Regions from separate parts of the Mus musculus genome. Here region 2 is linked to region 1. Evidence: chromatin loops called from intact Hi-C (ENCODE). Cell type or tissue: left cerebral cortex. All regions are shown on one strand. Each heading gives the region's core, and the rest is flanking DNA. Links, peaks and the distances in the headings are about the cores only.

What was found. A loop is a pair of places that touch in the nucleus more often than their neighbours do. Peaks named below come from ENCODE experiments on the same cell type or tissue, not always from the same donor. Only the 100,000 strongest peaks of a DNase experiment are listed, where the experiment ranks them.
Region 2: it touches region 1 in a loop (8-fold over the local background); 2 of 42 quality-filtered maps call a loop at or near these places.

What each region holds. Positions count from the first base shown.
Region 1 is chr5:141,111,601-141,122,947 of GRCm38, forward strand. No RefSeq gene overlaps it. Among named protein-coding and RNA genes, the nearest start is that of Gm30866, 7.6 kb to the right of the region's middle. In left cerebral cortex, for the core only: a CTCF peak has its summit at 4,733; DNase peaks (open chromatin) are centred at 4,090 and 4,572.
Region 2 is chr5:142,307,986-142,319,332 of GRCm38, forward strand. No RefSeq gene overlaps it. Among named protein-coding and RNA genes, the nearest start is that of Gm30998, 50 kb to the right of the region's middle. In left cerebral cortex, for the core only: no CTCF peak of the experiment used is centred there; DNase peaks (open chromatin) are centred at 4,322, 6,183 and 9,973; H3K27ac peaks cover 409 bases.

The sequences.
Region 1 (11,347 bases), core at 1,347-9,346:
GTCCTTATTTCATTCCTGTTGATGGGATAAAATGACCTGACAACAAGCACCTTAGGGGAGAAAGGGTTGGCTCACAGCTCTAGGTTAAGTCTATCACTAAGGGAAAATCAACCTGGAACTTAAAGCAGCTGCCCACATTACATCTGCAGTTAAGAGGGGAGGAAAATGAAGTAATTGCATGTATGTTTGCTCGTGTTCAGCTCCTCTCTGTACTCGTACAGTTTAGAACCCGAACCAAGGGAATGACACCACCACCAGGGGGCAGGGTCTTCTTCTAGCAGTTAAGGCAACCTCCCCATGTCCACAGACCTACTTGATCCAAATAATCCCTGAGAGTCTCTTCTCAGATCTCAGATGGTGTCAAGTTGGTAATTAAAACTACCCATTGTACCCTTCCATAAAAAGTAAGGTAGAGAGTTATAGAGAGAAATCTAATATTAATGGTTGGATTTTGCAGGTGTAAGTGCATACACACACACACACACACACACACACACACACACACACACCATTTGCATAACAGCAGTGCCATGTATAGACACCATTCTTTGGAGGATGTGCAAGTACTATCAACAGTTTCTGGGTATCTGAGGAGGAGGTCAGAGGTCAGGAGAGGGTGGCAACTTCCTCTCGCTGTATGTATGACCCCCTCCTTGTGCTGTTTGAAAGTTTTACCCCATGCAAGCCCAATTAAACATTTTCTTTTGTTCCACGGGTGGCAAGGTTATTCTCGGCTCGTGAGCTGATTTTCAGTTTGTTTGACTGGAGGATGGATTTGATGATTATTAAATGAAAAAGGAAAAAGCAATTTCTTGCAAATTGCTAGCTGCAGGGAGTGGGGGCTTTTATGCTGGTTCAGGAGGGGGCATTCTGTGGTGAGGACAGAAGCCAGCTTTCTCTCTTCAGTGGGTCAACACACAGGCTTTGCATGGGCTTCTGAAACTACCTCATGTTGGGTGCTGTGGGGCGCCCTGACACCAGCAATGAAGAGCAGCAGGCATTTATGTTGAGTGGGCAGATGCTTGCTTCTGGAGGCAAGCACATATGCCACACCTTACCCAGGCTTGAATGAGAGACACGGGCTGAGAAGTAGAGAAACTAGGCGCATATTTATTGGTAATGCTTGTGTCTCTGCCATCTCATCTCACTATCATGGAGACGGGGAGTTCTGTTATGACTGTCCTCATTGGGTGGAAGGGGGAAATTAGGCAAGGTAGTTTGGTTTGTCAAGGGGTCCTGGGCTCTTGATGTTAGAGTGAGTGCCACCCCCAGCCCCCAGGTTTCTCACTGTGTCTTTGTGTTTTTGTTATGGAGGTGGAGGGGCATCATTTGATTGTTGCCTTGAAGCAAAGAGTTTAGTCAAGAAATGCGCTGGTTAGTCTCGTCAGTTGGAAACAACCTAGAGTCACATGGGAAGAGACAGCCTGTATTGAGGGATTACCATCATCAGACTGGCTTTGCGGCTGTGTATGTTGTGTGTTTTACTAATGTGGAAGGGCACAGTCCACTATGGGTATCACTATCCCAGGCAGGTAGTCCTGAGTGGTGTAAGGATGCAAGCTGACAAACCAGGGAAACAAGCCAGCCAGTAGCTTTGCCCCGGTTCCTGCTTCTGTTCCTCCCTGAGATCCTGCCTTGACCATTGGGTCAAGGATTACAATCAGGATTACAATCAGGTGTATAATGATGGATTACAATCAGGGTGTATAAGCCAAATAAACCCTTTGATCCCTAAGTTGCTCTTGGTCATGGTGTTAATTGCAACAGACAGGCAAACTAAAGCAAGAGACATAGGTAGTTTGAATGTTGGTTTATTTAGCAAAAGCTAAAGAAAGCAAGACTTCAAAGAACAGGGTTGGAGTGGGCTACCCAAGATGGGCAATGCCTGGGAGGTTCTGCAGTGTCGAGTCCAGAGAAGCTTTCGCAAATGGTTTTGAAGCAGATGGCTTATTTCAAGGATAGAAGCGACCCTTTCAGGGTTGTCAATTTATGACATTTCTGCCCGTGATCTCCACAAAAGTGTGTGTGTGTGTGTGTGTGTGTGTGTAGAAGCCACAACACAAGTGACATAATATGAGTATCAGGTGTCTTGAGGGTGTTAACCCGCCTCAGTGCGTGGATAGAAGCACTGGTGCCTCAGCTTCTGATGTACCTGGTACAACCTCACCACAGTTTCAAAGATGCTTAACCAAAGAGGGGCTTCCTGATGGACAGGAGACGCTGCTACCAAGATGTGGTTCCTTGCCCAGCTCTTGGCAAGCCAGTATCATATCACTTCCTCTACCCAGCCCTCAGTGGAGCTGGAAAGCAGACTAATGCACGGACTCATGGAAGTGGATTTTTTTTTAATGTTATTATTGTTCTTATTAATTTACAGTGCTTGGATTCAGACCCACGGGCTTAAGCACACTGGGGTAAGAACTCTACCATTATGCTGTATTCCCCCAGTTTACTATGACTTTTAGACACCATCTTCCCATCTCAGAATCTCAGGATGTGCTTGCCATTTCTGCAGCACTGTGGACATTTTTTTTTTCATATAGCACTTTTACACCCAGTGCCTCACACACGCCATCCGCATCCCTGGGACTTGTTACATAGCCTAGGCTGCCTTGAGTTCTTGATCCTCCTGCTTCAGCTTCCCAAGTGCTAGGATCACTAGGCCTGGCCTAATTTTTAATGTGGCTTTACCTGTGTTCTGACTCCTCATGGAGCACCTATGGGGGCTTGGGGTTCCCCAACTGCTCCTCGCTGCACATCAAATCAAACCCCAAGTTCCCACACACTGAATCCATGGTCCCTGTCCCCACATGGTGGCCTATCTCATGGCCCTGTCTGAACCTCTGTCTCTCCTGTCTTCCTCACCCCTCTGAATGTCTTCACCTTCTTGGCTCCCTGGAACCCCACCTTGGCTCTCTCATTCCCCATCACCTATGGTTTTCATTTCAGAGGTCACCTCACAATACATTAATGTACAACTCTCAGCTGTACATTAATTCTGCAAATCTAGGAGCTAGCAAGATGGCTCGAAGGTTAAAGGTGCCTGACATCGAGGCTAACACCAGAACTCAATTCCTGGCATCAATAGGGAAGGAGACAGCTGAAAGCTACCCTCTGACCAACACATGAACTAAAGGGCACATACACACACACATGTGCATACACATGTACATACACACACTATAAAATAAGTTAACATGCAAATCTAGCTTATAGCCCTCACCTAGGGTAGCTCCTTTCTTCATGGCTGATAAGCTGGTCATTTGGCTCCTCTCCTGTGGGATATCCTCTGCTTTTTTTTTTTTTTCAATTTTTTGTAGTTAAAGTCACCAGCAATGCTCAGAAAATTTTCTAGGGTGCTAGTCTTGGGAACCCTCATGTCCATTATCCAGCTGCTCTGGAGACTGCAGCAGGAGAATTCCAGTTTCAAGACCATCCCAGGCAACATAGTGAGACTGTCTGAAGATAAAAAGCAAAAGGAGGACTAGAATGTTTGGCTCAAGTGGTTTGACATCTGCCTAGAATTCCCCAGTAAGGGGCTGGGGCCGTAGCTCAGTGGTAGAGCACCTGCCTAGAATCCCCTAGTGTGGAGCTGGGGTGGCTCAGTGTTAAAGCCCCTGCCTAGAATCCCCCAGTAAGGGGCTGGGGGTGTGGCTCAGTGGTAAAGCCCCTGCCTAGAATCCCCCAATGAGGGGCTGGGGGTGTGGCTCAGTGGTAGAGCATCTGCCTAGAAGCCCCTGAGAGCATGAATTAGAAGTATCATTTTTGCTTGCCTATTATGTGCAACACCTTGAGTTCTATCCCCACTGCCCCACCCCACACTCATATACAGAGGAAAGAGGAAGGAAAAGAACAGGGGGAGGAGGGGGGGAGGAAGGATACAGAAGGGGGAGGAGAGATTTGTAGATGCGTAGTGAATCTGGGTGTGACATCACAGAAAAGCCATCTATGTTTTTTTTTTAGTATGTTTGCTCCATGGGACAAGGAATCAGAGAAGGCTGCTTCCTTCTCTGAACAGTGTTAGTGAGCATAGCCCATGGCTGTCACCTGATTTAAGGATTTGTTTCTGAGCACCCAGCATTGGAGTCTGTATTTAAGAGTGACAGCAAAGCTCTGTCATCACCTGTGACCAACAACAACAGCCTACGTCGTCTGAGGCAAACACTGTCAGAGGGGTCATTTATTCCACAGGTGGTTCCAGTTTCTGGGACTAGACCTTATGTCCCTAACAATGACTCCGTTTTAATCCCCAGCCTGCCCTGGAGGAAGCAAACAGCTCACACTTGTCCCACCCCCACCTCCAGACTCCCACTCCCACATCCCACAAAGTCCGGATAACAGACAGTGCAGGTCACATTCCGTCTGATCCCAGATTGCACTGCACCATTTACTGTCTGTGCTTGGTGCTTTTCACAAACCAAGACACGCACCATCTGCCTGCTGATTGGAGGTCTGGGATTCTATACACATTGGTGGCGTTCACACACCGAAGGAGGTGTGATTGTTGCCGCCACCCGGAACTGCCTGTCCTTGTACCAGGGCCTCCTCAGTCCTTCTCTACCACATCCAGCAGGCACAGATGGTGTTGACAGTGTCAGAATTCTAGACACATGGCATATGTCCTAGGAGCAGACAAGGCGCTAAATTAATTCTAAACGTCAGTTGTAAGTTTCTTGCCAAAACACTCCCTCGCTGTATAAATAGTGTCTGCACTCTGTATTTTCCCCAGCAGGCTCTGTGGATGCCCAGGTATGCTGCTCTTAGCTTCATTTTACAGCACTGAACATTCTGCAAAGCAGCCCCAGCTCAGGGAAAGGCAATCAGAAAATAGTGGGTAAGAGCTAAGGTAAGACTAGGTGGGGGTAAACCTTCTCCTGTCGCTGTGGTGGAGAGCACCTGGGTCCTGTGAGGGGTGACTTCTGAGTCTTAATTTAAGAATGACATTTTATAGACAGAGGGAAACATACAGAGGGACATCCCAACACTCAGGAAGCAGAGGCAGGAGGATGGAAATTCAAGGCCTGCCTGGGCTATACAGGGAGTTGAAAGTCAACCTAGGCAATTTAGTGAGATGGTGTCTCAAAATAGAAAGTAAAATCAGGGTTGAACATGTATCTCAGCAGAAGAGTGTGTGCTTAGAATTCTTCAGTAAGTCCATGGGCATGGCTGATGAGTACAGGGCTGAGTACATCACTGGGGGATTCTAGGCAGGGGCTCTACCACTGAGCCACGCCCCCAGCCCCTCACTGGGGGATTCTAGGCAGGGGCTCTACCACTGAGCCACGCCCCCAGCCTCTCACTGGAGGATTCTAGGCAGGGGCTCTACTACTGAGCCATGCCCCCAGCCTCTCACTGGAGGATTCTAGGCAGGTGCTCTACCACGGAGCTACGTTCCCAGCTTTCTTTTCATCTCCCCACCCTCCTGAGATAGAGTCTCACTAAGCTACCCAGAATAGCTTTAGAGTAACCATTTAGTCCAGACTGCCCTCTGACCTTCTGTTCCCCTGATCATGCCCAAGTAACTAGAGATAATAAGCTAGAACCAGCAGTTCGATTACCTTATCCTGAATTGCCAGAGGGGAGGCCCTCTGTCCAGATTCATGGAGGCAATGATAGAACAACCTGAGGATGCTGGTGGAACTCCGTCTGACGGTGCTCTCCTTGGTCACCTCAGCTGTGCAGTTGGGTAAGGGACAGTGAGGGGCTAATGTGCAAACAAACAATTGTATCCAGCTCTGGCTTGGTCAAGTAATGAGTTTCATGGGGGTTTCCTTGTAAGAGCTTAGATGATGTGTGGGCAGCTACACCACTCAGGAAAACGCCACCTCTCTGCTTCTCTCAGCAACGAACTGTTTATTTATCATTGGGGTCAGAGGATGAATCATGTTGATTGTTAACTGTCAGTCAATCCTTGGGAAGGAGGAGAGCCTCACAAGGCCCTTTTGCTTCCATGATGGGAAGGTAATGGACGTTTTCTGTGGGTAATTGCAGATGTAGAAGAGAGCAACCCAGCCCTATTGAGGACACTAAAAGGAAAACTTTGGCCTGAAGGGAAAGCTGACTAGACTTCAGAGGATACAAGGAATAAGCAATCCCAGAACCTGGTGTTGTCCTCTGACCTTCACAAGCACACACACACACACACACACACACACACACACACACACACACACACAAACGTTCATGTGCGCGCACGAACATTCACCCACTTTATCTCTGCATACACACAAAGCCACACCACGTAGACACCAAACCAATGCACACGAGAAATTCTTTATTGTTGGAATTTGTGCCATTGTTTTCCTTATTTTTCTTCCCACATTGTTCTAATTCACACGAAGAGACACGTTTATAGGTTAGATGTGATTGGCTAAGAGCATGAAAATACGCTCAGCCTACGCAGGGAAATGGAGAATGAAATTTGCAGTAACAGTGCCATATCCTGTCCTTGGGTTGGCACCACTTTTGGACCTGTAGTCTCTCAAATGCTCATACTCTATAGATGTGGTCCACAAGGTGGTGTGATTAGGAGAGTGAGACCTTCAGGGAGATGGGCCCAGATGGCAGACTTTAAGTTCATTAAAGAAGTGCCTTTGAAGGGGGACTGTCAGTCCCCACTCACTCTCTCACTTTTTCTTCAGTTCCCTGTGAGGAATAGAACTAGGAAGGTATAAAGACAGATAACATGCTGTGCTTGGAAGGCTGGGCAGTGGGGAATCTCAACCTCAGCTGGAGCCATGTCTGTCAGGCAGCATTGTGACCGGACAGTGTCTACAAAAAACACAAACGTGCACGTTGTGAATCATGAGCCTGCCGATGCCAGTTTGCAGAAACACCTGCACATCTATACAGAGGGTAAGGAGAAGACAACATTAATCTGGAGCCACAGCCATTGAAGAGAAGCTGGACATGGTCCGAATGCTTCCAAGAAGGACTTGGTTAAATAAATCACGACGTAGCCACACCATGCAAGGCTACACAGCCGTCAAGTGCAAGAGCTTTGGGGCTGTGCGGTCAAACATGGAGAAACCTCTAAGACATCCAATCTACCCTGAAGCTAGATACTGTTCTTCCTGTGTTGCACAACAACCTGGATGGGGGTTTTCTGAAGGGCCGTGTTGAGAAGGTCTCTGAGGTTTATTCTTGCCCACTGATGCAAAAGATGTTGATTGATTGGTGATGTCTGCCACAGGTATCATAAGGGTGGCACTATTTTTGACTGGTGTCAAATTCACTATGTAGTCGAGGATGACCTTGAGCTTTTGATCTGTCTGTGTCCATGTCCTGGAATTGCTGCCTGGCCTGTGGTTCTCTTTGCTGTCTGTCTGTCTGTCTGTCTGTCTGTCTGTCTGTCATCATCATCTCTCTCTCTCTCTCTCTCTCTCTCTCTCTCTCTCTCTCTCTCTCTCTCTCTCTGGTATATGTGAACATGCGGTACATGTATGCATGCCCACATGCAAACACAGACACCAGAGAAGGATGCCAGGTGTCCTGCATGTCATTTTTCACCTCTTTCTTTTTATCTCTGTTTAGACAGGATCTCTCACTGAACCTGGAACCACACTGGCAGCCAGCCTTCTCGTGTCTGCCCTCCATAACACAGAGGTCTCCATATGAGGCCACCCTGACTTTTTATGTGGGGACTGAGGATTTTGCCCCAGGCCTTCACGTGTATCAAGAGCTTTCCCTGCTTTGCCATCTCCCCAACCTCCTACCTTATATTTTGAGACAGTCACACTCTGTGCATGGATATAGATCACTGTCTTAGACAGGGTGCTGGCCATCAAACTCCCAAGATCCCTTTATCTCCACATACCTCCCATGTACCACATGTACAGACATGTACCACCACACTTGGCTTTTATGTACTGTGGATATGAACTTAGGCCCTTGTGCTTGCATAGCAAGCATTTTTACCCCTTAAGCCATCTTGCCAGCCCCTGGTGATTTGCTTTAGTTTAAGCAGTTTGAGGGTTGCTTGCAGAAAGTCTGGTATTTGGACATTTGAAGCTGCCTCTTTGAGAATCGATTCCTCTCTCAGTGCCCTAGCATCTTCTTACCTTGCCTTCATCTTGCATCTGAATTGAGGATGAACCATTAGGGCAGGAGAGAGGGCTCTGTAGATAAAGCACTTGCCAAACAGCTGTGAGGATCTGAGTTTAAATGCCCAGAACCCACAAAAAGTTGGATGCAGTAGTCCACGTCTGTAATCCCGTGGCAAGTGGGAGGAGGAGACAGGAGAATCTCAGAAGCTTGGACCAGCTAGCCTGGCACTCAAGAAGATGAACCACAGGAGATACCACCTTTAAACAAGTTGGAGGGCAAAGCCCATACCCAGGCTTGTCCTCTGACCTCCACACACGTGATGCACGCACCTGCGTTTCCACAGAGTAACCAGCCTCACAAAAATGAAGATATTTTGAAGAGATACTTGTATCTCTCAATCTGATAACCAGACTATTAGAACAATGGACCCTAAAGAAATGTAAATTTCTCCAGGAATCCCATGCTCAGAGAAGGAAAATTCACCAGCCAGTGAGAGAACTTGTCTCCTAGGAAGAGATTTCACACCTGAAGATAAGCTGGAAACCCAGGGAGTGATGGGTTAGCAGTGGAAAGGACCATGCTAGGGACACACAGATGTGCACAACCTTAGTCCTCTGTTTACATTTCAGGACCCTGAGGACAGACAGGGGGGATTTACTGATCTCTGTGTCCCTCTTGCCAGTGTGGTCACATTGAAAAAGTCTCCTTCTCCTGCTCTCTACTATGGACAGGTGACTGGACTTGAGTTGGAATACAGGTTGTGACTCCCCAGTTTAATAACTATATATGAACACACACACACACACACACACACACACACACACACACACAGAGAGAGAGAGAGAGAGAGAGAGAGAGAGAACTATAAAAAGGAAGATGATCAATACATAGTGAACATGATATTGCCATGACAGGGTATGATATCTAAGTCCACATTTCTGTACACACAATCTCTGTATCACCAGAAAATGCAGAATCCGATTGTTAGCAGAGCAGAGACTCAAAGGCAGAAGGGGGCAAGGACTGATTGCCCATGAGTATTCAGCCTGGGAACGGGAGGGAGATGAATGGGCCCAGGGCCAGGCAGCTCACCTCCCCTCACCTCCACAGGCTAAAGCAGATGGGAACCATTCGGAGACAGCCGCCGGTGTGAGTCGGAAACGTGTGTGATGGGAGAGTTGAGTCTGTTGCCCTCCTGTCTTGGGAATACCATCCCTGGCTGTGGTACGCTGGAGCCTGGGAGATATTTTCTCCCATGTTTAATGGAGCAACCCAAGCATCTTCAGCCTCTTGGTTGTTCCCAGATAGGGAAGAAGCAGCACAGGCCAGGGGCTTCTGTGATATTTGAAAGCACAGACTCCCAAGAGCTTCTGTGTCCCAGATAGGAGCTGTAGTGGCTTGAGATTGTAAGGGAAGGGAGGCTGCTTCCCCTAGATGGGTGAGAATACGAATAGTAGTGATGTGGACCAGAAAGGAGGTATGCAGAGGTGTGATGGCTCACTGTCAACTTGAAGAGCCTAGAGTCACCTAGGAGACAAATCTCAGGGCATAGCTGTGAAGGGCTGTCTCAATTAGAGTAGCCTCTGAGCCTATAAGGAATTATCTAGATTAGGTTATTAAGCTAGGAAGATGCGCCCTAATTGTGGGTGGCACCATTCCCTAGGCTTAGGCTCCGACATGAATACGAAGTAGAATGTGAGCTGAGCCCCAGCATCCATCTCCCTCTGCTTCCTGAATGTGGATATAATGTATAACTCTCTACCTTATTTTTTAAGTCAGGGTTCCCTCAGACCCTGGAGCTCCCTGACAGGGCTCTAGAAACCACCCTGTCTTTACCCACCAGCCTTAGAGTCACCACCAGGCCCAGTTTTTATATGGGTGCTCGGACTCAGTCTGAGTTGCCAGTGTTTGTGAGACAAAAACTTTGCCCACTAAGCCTAGACATTTATTTTACTTAAAAATTCTGCCGGGCAGTGGTGGCGCATGCCTTTATTCCCAGCACTTGGGAGGCAGAGGCAGGTGGCTTTCTGAGTTCGAGGACAGCCTGGTCTACAGAGTGAGTTCCAGGACACCCAGGGATACACAGAGAAACCCTGTCTCAAAAAAAAATTCTAGTCAAAAGGGCAAATGTAGCTAAAATGTGTGCACAGTTCCTAGTGTGGCCTTAGCTCACAGGGAAGGGGCATGGGCCCCTCTGCTTGCACTGGCCTCCTGGGCTCAGACGCCAAGGGATTGCCTTCCCCTTTCTCACTTTCTTGGTGTTGCCAGGGATGTTTCTGTTGCTATTTTCCTGGCTAAGTGGAACACTGTGAGGAAAGAAGTCACCCCTACAGTCGGCTTCCCCAGTTCATCTCCCTCTTTCTTCCCCAACAAAGCCCACCATCTCACAGGCCTGGAATAGACACTCAATAAATGTCTATTGATTGCGTCTAGATTACAATTTTCTAACACCCTCGGGAGAGCTAACTAGCAACCAAGTTTGCCCCTATATATTGCTGAAGTACATCGATTACCAACCCACAAATGGGTGTTGTTTGGCCTCAAAGACTGGTGCAGCGAGCTCTCCAAAGCCACATAAATCATTCATTCAGAGACTTACACACTGGTGCAGTTGTAGTTAATGTTAGTCTGAGAGGTCAGGAACTTGGTTATTTTAGTGTGTGTGTGTGTGTGTGTGTGTGTGTGTGTGTGTGTGTCTGTCTGTCTGTCTGTGTCTATATCTGTATATCTGTATGTATGTGTGTGTGTCTGCCTGTATATTTGTGTATATGTGTATATGTGTGTATCTGTGTCTGTGTGTCTGTGTGTCTGATTATGTCTATATATCTGTATGTGTATTTGTGTGTGTATGTGTGTCTCTTTGTCTGTGTCTGTGTATCTGTGTGTCTGTCTGTGTGTATCTGTATATCTGTTTATATGACTGTGTCTGTATATATGTATGTGTATTTGTGTCTGTGTGTCTGTGTACCTATGAGTCTGTCTAAATCTTTGTATCTGTGTATTTGTGTGTGTGTGTGTCTATCTGTGTCGGTATATCTGTGTGTGTGTCCATGTCTGTATATTTATGTGTGTCTGTGTTTGTCTGTATCTATGTATCTGTGTGTCTGTCTGTCTGTATCTGTATATCTTGTGGGTATCTGTGTGTCTGTGTGTCTGCCTGTGTGTCTATCTATATCTGTGTATCTGTGTGTTTGTGTATGTGTGTGTCTGTCTGACTGTGTCTGTATCTCTCTGTGTGTGTGTGTGTGTGTCTGTGCCTGTGTGTATACCTATTCATATATGTGAACTCGGACTTGTGTAT
Region 2 (11,347 bases), core at 2,290-10,289, 1.2 Mb after region 1:
ATAACTTCAGAGGCTTCTTAAATTTATTTTTTTCAGACGATGTTTCATGTGTCCTTGGATCACCTAGAACTTGCTATACTATGTAACCAAGGAAGGTATTAAAGTGTGCACATGTGTGTACATGTGTGTGCACGATGTAAGTGTATGCACATATATGTACATATGTGTGTATGCATGAATATGTGTGCGCCTCTGTGTGTGTGTGTATGTGTGTGTGTGTGTGTGTGTGTGTGTGTGTGTATGTATGAGTGCGTGTGTGCATGCTGGTATGCACGCACCTGTGTGTGCAAATGTGGAAACCAGGCATCAATGCCCTGTGTAGTCTTCACTTTCCTTTTTCTTTTCTTTCTTTTTTTTTTTTTTTTTTTTTTGAGATACTCTCTCACTGAGCATAGAACTCACTTATTCAGTTAAACTAGCTTCCAAAAAAAAAAAAAAACCAGCAATCCTCTTGCCCCCAACTCCTCACTGAGTTTACAGATGCATTCGACCACACTTGACCATTTCTTAACATGGGTTCTGGGGAATCCACACTCGGTCCCTGGCGCTTGTCAATAAGCACTTTACCAACTGGATTAACTCCCATCTCTTAATTTTTTTATTAAAAAATTCTATATGGCTCAGGAGTTAAGAGCAGGGACCTGCTCTTCCAGGGGACCCAGGTTCAATTCCCAGCACCTACATGGCAGCTCACAACTAGCTGTGTTCCAGGAGAATATACTGCCCTCTTCTGGCCCCTGTGGGTATCAGGCACACAGGTATATAAGCACACATGCAGGCAAAACACCCAAATTGGGTACAAGCTGGGTCTGATGGTTCATACTTATAATCTCAACACTGAGAAGGTTGAGACAAGAGGATTGCTATGAGTCCCAGGCAAGTTCCAGTGCATTTGACGCAGGCCATTGCTACAGACAACTGACTCTACCAACCATGTATATAACAATACACATACCTTAAAAATTCTCAGAAAAGATAGTCATCAAAATCTCAATGACAATCAACGATTAAAGTTATTGGAAACCTATTTTTCTTTATGTGTCTTTGCATTTTGAGAGTTATTTTTAAATAAACATAAAATTCTATAATTTTTCTTTTACAAATAAAGTTCTAAAGAGCCCAATAATAAAAAAAAAAAATTCTAGCACTGTTTTAGTGGTTTGTATTTTATCTAAGTTAAATATCCATATGGAGCAGGAACAACTTTCACTTCCTGTTCTTCCCACAGTTCCACGGGTCACACTGCATGAAGTAAGAGTTGCCTGACGGGCGTTGATTGACAGTGGTATTTAGATGTTGGACTCGGAGGCGAGATTATCGAACATGGCTAAGAACTAAATTGCATGGCTGAGCTTTGGCTCTACAATCTTAATAACTGAAAACTCAAGGCTCCAAGTCACTGTGTTTTATTATAAATGATTCTGCCTCCCAAGACTCCTTCAGTTTTGAAATCTTGCCAAAGGGTTGTTTCTCGTCCTAATGCTAGCGAATGGGCAAGTCTTCAAATGATATCCTTATCCCACAAGTCATGATGAGAGAGGCAATACTTACACGTGTTATTTGAAAAGCCTTGCATGGACTTGTGGTCTCTGACTTAGTAGCTGGGTCTGTCTAGGAAAACTTCAGAAGGTAATAAAGCCTTATTTTACATTTTGAGTAGCCCCATTCATTTATATCTGACATCTATTGCTGCATTACAAACCACAAATCTCAGTTGTAAAAAAAAAAAAAAAAATAGCAGACAGGGCTGAGGAGATGGCCAAGTCAGTATAGCACGTGCCATGTGCAATGGTTAACTTTAATCTTCAACACAACCTAGAATAGTCTAGGAATAAAGTCTCAATCGAGGCGTGTCTGCATCAGGCTGGCCTGTGTGTATGTATATGGGGAGTTATCTTAATTAAAGGTAGGAAGACCCAACCCACTATGGGTGACACAATTCCCTAGGCAAGGAATCCTGAACTGTTTAAGTGAGGAAACATTGAGCTGAGCACAAGCAAGCCAGCAAGAAGCATGCACAATCACTCACTGCTCTTGACTGTGCCTGTGACATGACCAGCTGTCACGGGCTCCTGCCACCGTGCCCCTCCCTCAGGGGTAGACCTTAGACTTGTGGGCTAAAATAAACCCTAATTTTCTTTTCACCCTCGTATTTTATTATAGTAACAAAATCAAAACTGGGACACCATGCAAGCCTGAGTACCTGAATTTGACCCTCAGACCATGTAGAAAATCCAGGCATTGTGGCATATACTTGTAATCCCAGGGCTGTATCCAGCCTAGCTAAACCAGTAAGCCCAAGGTTCAGTAAGAGATCCTGTATCAAAAAGTAAGGTGGAAGACGATCTGGGAAGCCACTTGACACTGACCTCTGGCCTTCATACACATACATGCATACATGTACCTGTACATACATGTGCACATACACTTATCATGTGCTTCCTGGGCTCATCTGGGAATCAGTTCTGTCACCCTCTGCCATCTACTCCCATGATACGAGCTTCAAGTCTTATTACATGGGCTCACTATGGAGATCCAGGTTTCACAGTCAGAAGCTATTCTGAGGAAGCTGTTATGAAAAAAAAAATTAAGTACATAACACATTTCAAATATCTCTCCTGTGGTGGTTTGAATAAAAATATGCATTCTCATAGACATAGGGAGTCACTATTAGGAGGTATGGCCTTGTTGGAGGAAGTGTGTCACTGGGTAGGGGTTTTGAGGTTTCAGATGTGCAAGCCAGGTGCAGTGTGTCACTCTCTCTCTTTCTGCTGCCTGCAGATCCAGATGTAGAACTCTCAGCTCCTTCTCCAGCACCATGTCTGACTGCAGGCTGCCATGCTTCCTGCCATGATGATAATGGACTAAACCTCTAAACTGTAAGCCAGCCCCAATTAAATATCTTCCTTTATAAGAGTTGCGATGGCTACAGTGTCTCTTCACAGCAATAGTAACCCTAATTAAGACATGCCCCATGCCATGTGTACTAACTCCTTATGTCTTTGTGGGCGCTCACACAAGCGCGGGCGTGTGTGTGTGTGTGTGTGTGTGTGTGTGTGTGTGTGTTGTGGCTTTGGTCATGGCAGGTCCTACATGACTTTACCCTTGGAAAGGAAAAGAGAGTATGAAAGTAGGTCAAGTCCATCCTGTAATACAGCTCTGAGCAAGGCATTTCTTGAATGAGCGCCGTATGCAGAGACAGGCAGGGCCTGACAAGTAGGCTGGAGTACCAAGAAGGAAAGAGAGATGCCCAACCTTCACAGCCTGTTCCCATCACCCACTGGGCATCTGCAGAGCGGAGTAAAGGGTTAAAGCTGTCAATAAAAGCCGGCCTCGGGTCTCTGAAACGTAACCTAGGAAACTGTTACCATAACCCACACAGTTGAGACCCACACAGAAGAGAAACAGTGCCTCTAACAAAACAGGTAGCTCAGGCATGTGCCACCCCAACTGTGTGACCTCCAAAGTTAGAGATCTTCCCTGCCACTAAGAGCTGGTGAAGTCAGAGTGCCTCTTTGGGTGTTTCCTAGGCAACATCCAAATGTTTGAGGCACCCTAGTACCTTCATGTGAAGGCATTACAAAAGAAATGAAATTTCCCTTTGTGTTGTCACAAAGAATAGCACACTGGGTACCTGTGCTTCACCCCAGGGTGCAAGCTGTGGAATTTCTGATGAGACATCCTATTAAGAACTTCTTCAAGACATATCTCCATCTTTCTCTCTCCCTGAAGGGAAAAATAAATTCAGTGTATCCATACAGTGTATCTACAGCTGCATCCAAAGTACCTGGAGGAACGACTCAAATTATTCATTTTGGCTCATGGTTTCTGGGGCTTGGTACATGGTCACTATAAGACTGTTAGAACCCAGCTGCTGCCCAGACCTCAGAACCTGCAGCCACTCTCTCCTCTCACAGATGCCACAGCACATCAACTGTCTGTCCATGGTTTTAGCAGCTCTTCTAACCAACTCTCTGTCCCTAACAATCCACCTCAGTGACCCCCCCCCCCGAGACCTGTATCAGAGACTTTTCAGTTGTGTGGCTCTGGGTACTGGGCAGAATGTCATGATGGCTGGGGTGTGTGGTGGGCATGGTTCTTAACTTGACAACAGACAAGAAGAGAGAAAAAGAAGTGTCCCAGAACAAGATGCCTCCCAGGACACACCTCAAGCCACCTCCTCACCAGGAACTACTACTTCCAGCTAGACTCAACTTCCAAACATTTCTGGAAACTCCCAAAATAGTGTCCCCATCAGGAACCAGTCATGCTGCCAGTGTAGGTAGGGGTGGAGTGTTTAAAACTGTCTAGGGTGGCAACTGTGTTCTTTGAGAAAATGGATACCAATGAGACATCTGTTGGCTTAGCTCTTCTCTTCCAGTTGGTGTGAGTATAACTTGTTATATCTTGGCCAGGACGCGGAAACAACATCAGATGGAGTGATGAATATGGTTCAGTAGATAAAGTGGTCACGGCACAAGCATGAGGACCTAAGATCAAGGCCTTGGTGCCCATGGAAAAATCCAGGCACAACATCGCATGCTTCTAATCCAGGTACCACAGCACATGCTTCTAATCCCAACACAGGGCAGGGAAGATGGGTAGACTCCAGGGACCAAGCTAGCCAGGCTCACCTAATCATCTAACTCCAGGACCAGTGAGAAACCCTTGTCAGAGGCCACACACATAGGTAGCCTCGGCAACCCCGTCTTGTATGGAGTCTCCACCTCGTATTAGGCTGAATTCTAAGAAACAACCAAATTCCCAGAAACGGCTCCTAGCCCCAGGTTTCCCACATGAACTTAGCCTAGGCTTAGTTGGTCAGCACCCAGTCAGGACTGAAACCTAGCAGCTGCTAAAGTGGCTCTGACTGACTGATCTCTATCCAGACTCGGTTGTCAGAAAAGCCATCTGAGGTATTTGACAAGTATTAACACACTCTAAATGCCCGGTGTGAAAGACAGATGGAAATGTTCAGCCCTTACCTCTTACCCCTCCTGTTTGTTTGTTTTTGTTTGGGGGTTTTTGTTTGCTTGCTTGTTTGCTTGCTTGCTTGCTTGCTTGCTTTAAAAGGTTACTCTGTCCTGCCCTGCTGACAGAGTTTGAATCCTGAACCCAGCCATCTCCCTGATATACAAGACTTTGAATAAAGAAACTTTTGTTGTCTCAGACTTGGTTTTCATGGTGATTTATTCCCACCTTCTCAGGCTCTAATACCCCATCTCAAAAAAGGAGTGATTGGGGCTGGAGAGATGGCTGTTCTTCCAGAGGTCCTGAGTTCAATTCCCAGCAACCACATGGTGGCTCACAACCATCTGTAATGAGATCCGATGCCCTCTTCTGGTGTGTCTGAAAACAGCGATAGTGTGCTCATATACATAAAATAAATCTTTTTTTTTTTTTAAAAAAAAGGAGTGATTGAGGAAGACACCTCTGTCCTCCACATGTGCATACATGATCAAACACATACATACATGCGCACACACATACACACATATACACTACACATACCATACACAAATGCACACACACATACACACATGCACACATGCATACACACACACACACACACACACACACATGGGGGTTCTCAAATGTGCATATAACTAAGAATAAAACAAATCCTGAGTTCAAATGGGCCTCTTCAGCCCTACATTAGCAGCCTTTCTTGTCGCTATGACAAAAGTAACACAAGGACAGAGGGTTTATTTTAGCTCATGGTTGACAGGCTAGAGTCTATCTTGGTGGGCAAAGCACCCACCATGGTCACGAGGCATCTGGTCACACAGTGTCCACATCCAGGAGAGAGGGAAATGGGGAGTGCTGGTGCTCAGCCTGCTTTCTCCTCCCCTCTGAGGTTTTCCTTTGTATTCGACCTGGGATTCGATGCAGCGCAGCCCACACGCCTCAGCTAACTCTATCCAGAAATGTCCTCACAGACTTGTCCAAAGGTGTGATCAGTGAATCACAGGACACTTCAAAGACACCCCCGGCAGCTGAGGACCAAGTGTTCAAACCCAGGAGGTCATAGGAGGCACTAGGAGCCTGTGGGAGGATGCTTCAGACTCGAGTCACAAACAACAGAAAGACCTTGAGAGCCATCAGTGTGGTCACCAGCAGCTGCTGAGGGGTGACTCAGCCCTCGGTAGCTGGCATCGCTTCCATTCACAGTGTGTTCCGAAGAGCTGGGTGGATGGATACTCAGCCAGCACCAAAATAGAATTCTTCAGAGACAAGACAGCTGAAAGGGCCTGGGAAATCTCCGGCAATTCATACCGCTGCAAAAAAGTAAACTCCCGCCTTGCTTCCTGAATTTCAGAGTGATTTCTCCCTGACTTCCTCCTGTGGGCTTTTGTGAGTCAGCTTCACTGAATATCCCTGGTGGAGGGGCAGTTTTAGGGTAACAGGCGTGAGGGCGCAGGGGCTCCACACTTCCGTGGGATCAGCAGCAGTAAGGGCAGGTATACAGAGGTAACAAATGAGCAGTAGCCCAAACTAAACGTGGCCCCACCCCTCCTCACAAACATGCCAAAATCACTTTTAGACTCTACATCTTTGATGCTTTATATCCATTTGTCTGTCTAGAGACAGAGTCTTGCTATATTGTCCAGGCAAGCCTCGAGTTCATAATCCTCCTGCCTCTGCCTCCTGAGGGCTGGAATTACAGGTGTGAACCACCCTGCCCAGCTATGTGTGTGGCACACATGTGAGTGTGTAAGTATACACACGCACGGAGGTCAGAGCAGAATGCTGGCTGCCTTCTTCAGCTACAAGGCAAGCTCAAGGCCAGCCTGGCCTACATAAGATTTTGTCTCAAAACAAACGAAGTAACAAACCCTGGATTGGTCCAAAGGCCTCAGCCACTAGATTACTCAATTTTTTAGAAACAGGATTTGATACATCACTCAGGTTAACCTGAGCTCAGAGTCCAGCCCAGGCAGGCTGACTTCAGCCTTATGACCCTCCTCCCTCAGCCTCCTGAGTGAGCACCTGGATTACACACATACACCACCAGCACACTAATTTATTTCTCTAATCAAATACAATGTTTGCTCAAATGTCATCCATCAATGTTATCACTTTTACTCGCTCTCTCTCTCTCTTTGTGTGTGTGTATCTGTCTGTCTGTCTCTCTCTCTCTCTGTTTGTGTGTGTGTGTTTCTATCTGTCTGTCTGTCTCCATGTCATTTGTTTGTCTGACTGCCAGATGAGCCTATTCTCCTTCTGTCACACTTACTTATTTTGTGTCATGAGTTTTCTCTTTCTAGAACCCCTCATGTCCTGAGGCTTGGCGACAAGTGCCTTTTCCCACTGAACCATTACACAATTCCCAAGCCTACTATTCTCTTTTGCCTGAAGTTCTACGGGTTGTGGCAGAGGTAACAGAAGCCGAGGCAGATACCGAGGAAGTTTTAGATTTTGACTGTCAACTTAATTGGATCTGGAATCAGCTAAGACACACACCCTGGATGGGTCTTTGAGGATGTTAGCAGGAAAGATTGACTTGGGGGTGGGGTAAATGGGTGGCACCGCCCAGGGTCTGCAGGGAAGACAGCTGCTCACTTGCCTGTCTCATCTTCTGGCTCGTGAGTGCATCTATCCTGTTGCCACCATGGCTGTGCCGCCACCCTACACCCAACATCGGAACCGGGCATCTTCCACTTTCTAACATGGACTGAAGCCCAGCAGCTCACCAGGAATCATCCAGGCCGGCAGCAGCAGACTCACAGAGTGAGTGTTTTTGTTCTCCATTTCTTCAGCATACAGCCAGCCAGGGATGGGCTACCCAGCCTCTGTTGTGTAAGCCAACTAGCAAATCCCTCTTTTAATGTAAAATCACTCTGCCGGGTCTATTCCTCTAGAGAACCCTAAACACTTCTTCAACTCAGTGTTCACCCATTCACAAGTCCTTCCCAGCATCTAAAGAGACCAGGCTCCTGCCATCTTTTTTCATGGCTAAATGCAATACTGACCTTAGCTCTCACTCATCACCAGTTGAGCAGTGCAATCTTGAGTCTCCTCTCAGTTCTACAGCCCATGCAGAGGGTCACATGACCTCGGCAGACACGAAAGTGTCTGGGTCAAGACAGACGGTCATGAAGGATAAGCAACGCTTGAAGAAGACATGGCAGAGACCACAAGAGAGACATAATCCCAGTCAGACTTCACACCTGCCAGCTGAACAATAGCCAGTACTTAGCAGCCCACTGAGTACCCTCTGCCAGGGCCAGGATCTCTTCCTTTGGCCTGGCTGGGGTGGGGGGTTGTGTGAGAACCCAGCCTGCCACCTTTGCCACCCAGTTGACCAGACTGCGTGGTCAGCACAAGAGGCAGCCTCTGGCTCTGGAGACCTGGCCATTCGGTAAAGTTTTAGCTGCACAAGCATGAGGACCTGAGTTCAGTCCCCAGAACCCATATAAAAGCCAGGGCATAGCGGTGCATGCTGGAGTTTGTCAGCGAGGTTAAACTGGCAGAGCCTCCTAGCCTAGGGATCCCTCCGCCTCCGCCTCCGCCTCCGCCTCCGCCTCCGCCTCCGCCTCCGCCTCCGCCTCCGCCTCCGCCTCCTTGCCCCCCACCCCCCCGCCCGCATTTCTGGGATTACAAGGGCAGACCATCATACCTGGTTACTGGACACTGAACTCCAGGTCCTCACACTTCCATGGCAAGCACATTAGTGACTGAACTCTCCCAGCATAGATTTTTTTTTTCTAGTGAGTTTTGTGTCGAGACAAGACATCACTATGTAGCCCAGGCTGACCTTGAGTGATTCTCCTGCCTCAGCCTCCTGAATGCTGAATACATACGTCACCATGCCTAACTGGAAGATTGCTGCTCTGTGTGTACAAAAACTAAAGTGGCTTGGGTGTCCTCCAAGCCCAGAGATGTTGCTGGGACCCTGAATCCCAACGCTGCCTCCTGATATCTCCATCACTCGTCCCTGCTAAACGCACTTCAAGTGATCTCACACTACAAAATCTTTACTCTGGAAAGCCACAAAAAATTTTCCTCCATAAACAGTATTGCAACTTGGGTCCAATGACGTGGCTCAGTGATCAAAGGCACGTGCTGTGTTTAGTTTGAGAACCAATTTCCTTAGGTTGTCCTCTGAACTCCACGTGCAATTGAGGTACATGCACAGATATATACAGATATAGATACAGATGTAAACTTAGATGTAGATATAAATGTAGATATAGATATAAATATATAGAAACATATATCAGCCTCTGCATCAGCCTCTCAAGTACTAGAATTGCATGTAAGGCATAGATCACCATAAATAACCTATGGTTTTATTTTCAATGTTATTATTGTTACTATTAATATTATTTATGGGGGGGGGGGTCGGGGGCAGAGGTCAATCTCAGATGTTGCTCCTTAAAGTAATACTCTTTTATTTTTAGGGACAGGGTCTCGCACTAGAACCTGGGATGGCTGTTTTTTGACTAGGTCGGCTGGTCAGTGGTCATCATTGCACTACAAGCATGCATTAGTAGTCCTGTCTGGTTCTTCTCAATGTGGATTCTAAGGCACTGACTAATCTATCTCCCAACCCCATGACCATCCCTTTTTTTTGGGGGGGGGGGTGTTTCAAGACAAGGTTTCTCTGTGTAGCCCTGACTGTCCTGGAACTCACTTTGTAGGCCAGGGTGGCCTCAAACTCAGAAATCCACCTGCCTCTGCCTCCCAAGTGCTGGGATTAAAGGCATGCCCGGCCTGACCATCCTTCTTAATGTTCACATAATATTCCTTGATTAACTACACCACAGTTTATTTTCTCCTTTTTTACCACTTAGATTTTTTTTCTAATTTACGCTACTATAAATAACAATGCAATTAACATCTCTATTTCTTCAGCTGGATCCAAATGTCTTATGAATTAACAGCAACTGAACAGGATTCAATTCTGTGTCATTGCTTTTCGGACAAAAACGGAATGTCCTGGTTTCCGAACAAGGAACCATCTAAATTTAGGCTTCTTGACAGAGCTGTGTGACAAGCCGAATAGCAATGACAGAGTCCCAGCAGCACTTTAGAAAAGTCTATTTAGCTTGTTTGCCCTCGTTGAGGGACAGACTAAGTCTCACGTTGCTTCATCTTAAAGTGACTTTCAAGACCGGAAAATTTACCCTTGAAGGGATGTTTTTTTTAGGTACTGTATTTTATTTTTACTTTTTATCTGTGTGTGTACACTGTGTGTGTGTGTGTGTGTGTGTGTGTTCCTGTGAGTAGGGGTGCATGCTTACCATGACACATGAGTGGAGGTCAGAGGAAAAGCTCAGCTGTCAATCATGTCCTTGCCCCTTGGTGGAGCCCAGGTCTCTTGTTTGCCCCGCTGTGTACACCAGGCTACCCTGCCCATATGTTTCCAGGAATTCTCTTGCCTTCCTTCACCTTCCATCTTGCCTTAGAAGTGCTGGGATTCCAGGTATGCACTATCATGTTGACTTTACATGAGCTCTGCCCACTGAGCCATCTTCCTGGCCTAGGGACTTCTCTCTAAGTAGCATCATTTGGACATTTGTTCCTTTACGCAGATGTCCTTGAGCCTGGCTAAGCTCAAGATCGCCCACAAATGCATCCTCCTCGATGTATTTAAATCCCAGTAATACAGTCGCCCTTGGGATGCCTGGAGCTTCAGTTCTGGGACCCTCGGCGAACATTGTGTGGATACGTAGGCCCTGTATAGATGTGATGGTGCTTGTAGAGAACCCATGTCCATCTTCCCACGCACTTGCAGTATTCTTTATATTACTTAGACTAATGCAAGGTCAAGTCTGTGTAAACGGTTGCTAGACAGCATTGTTTAGGGACTAGCAACAGCAGTAACAAAAAAATGGTTGGCTCAGACTCTGTGTGTGTGTGTGTGTGTGTGTGTGTGTGTGTGCACGCTGTGTGCCGGAGAAATAGAGACCAGAAGACAATTGTGTTGTCCAGCTCTCTTCCTTCTTATCTTCCTCTTCTTCTTCCTTCTCCTCCCCCTCCTCCTCCTCTTTTTCTTCTTCTTCCGGCCTCCCAAATGCTGGAATTAAAGGCTCTACCATAACAGTCTTAACTTATTTTTTTAAGTATGTTATTTTTTAAAACTTACAAAATAGCCAGGTGGTGGTTGTACACACCTTTAATCCCAGCACTCTGGAAACAGAGGCAGGTAGATCTCTGTGAGTTCAAGGCCAGCCTCATCTACAGTGTGAGTTCCAGGTCAGCCAGGGCTACACAGAGAACCCTTGTCTCAAAAAAACAAAAAAACTTACAAAATACACATACACACACACAGAGCCCAATGTCCATTCATGTACTTGAGGCACAAGGCACATCTAGCCACAAAGAGATCAAGTTACCTTGA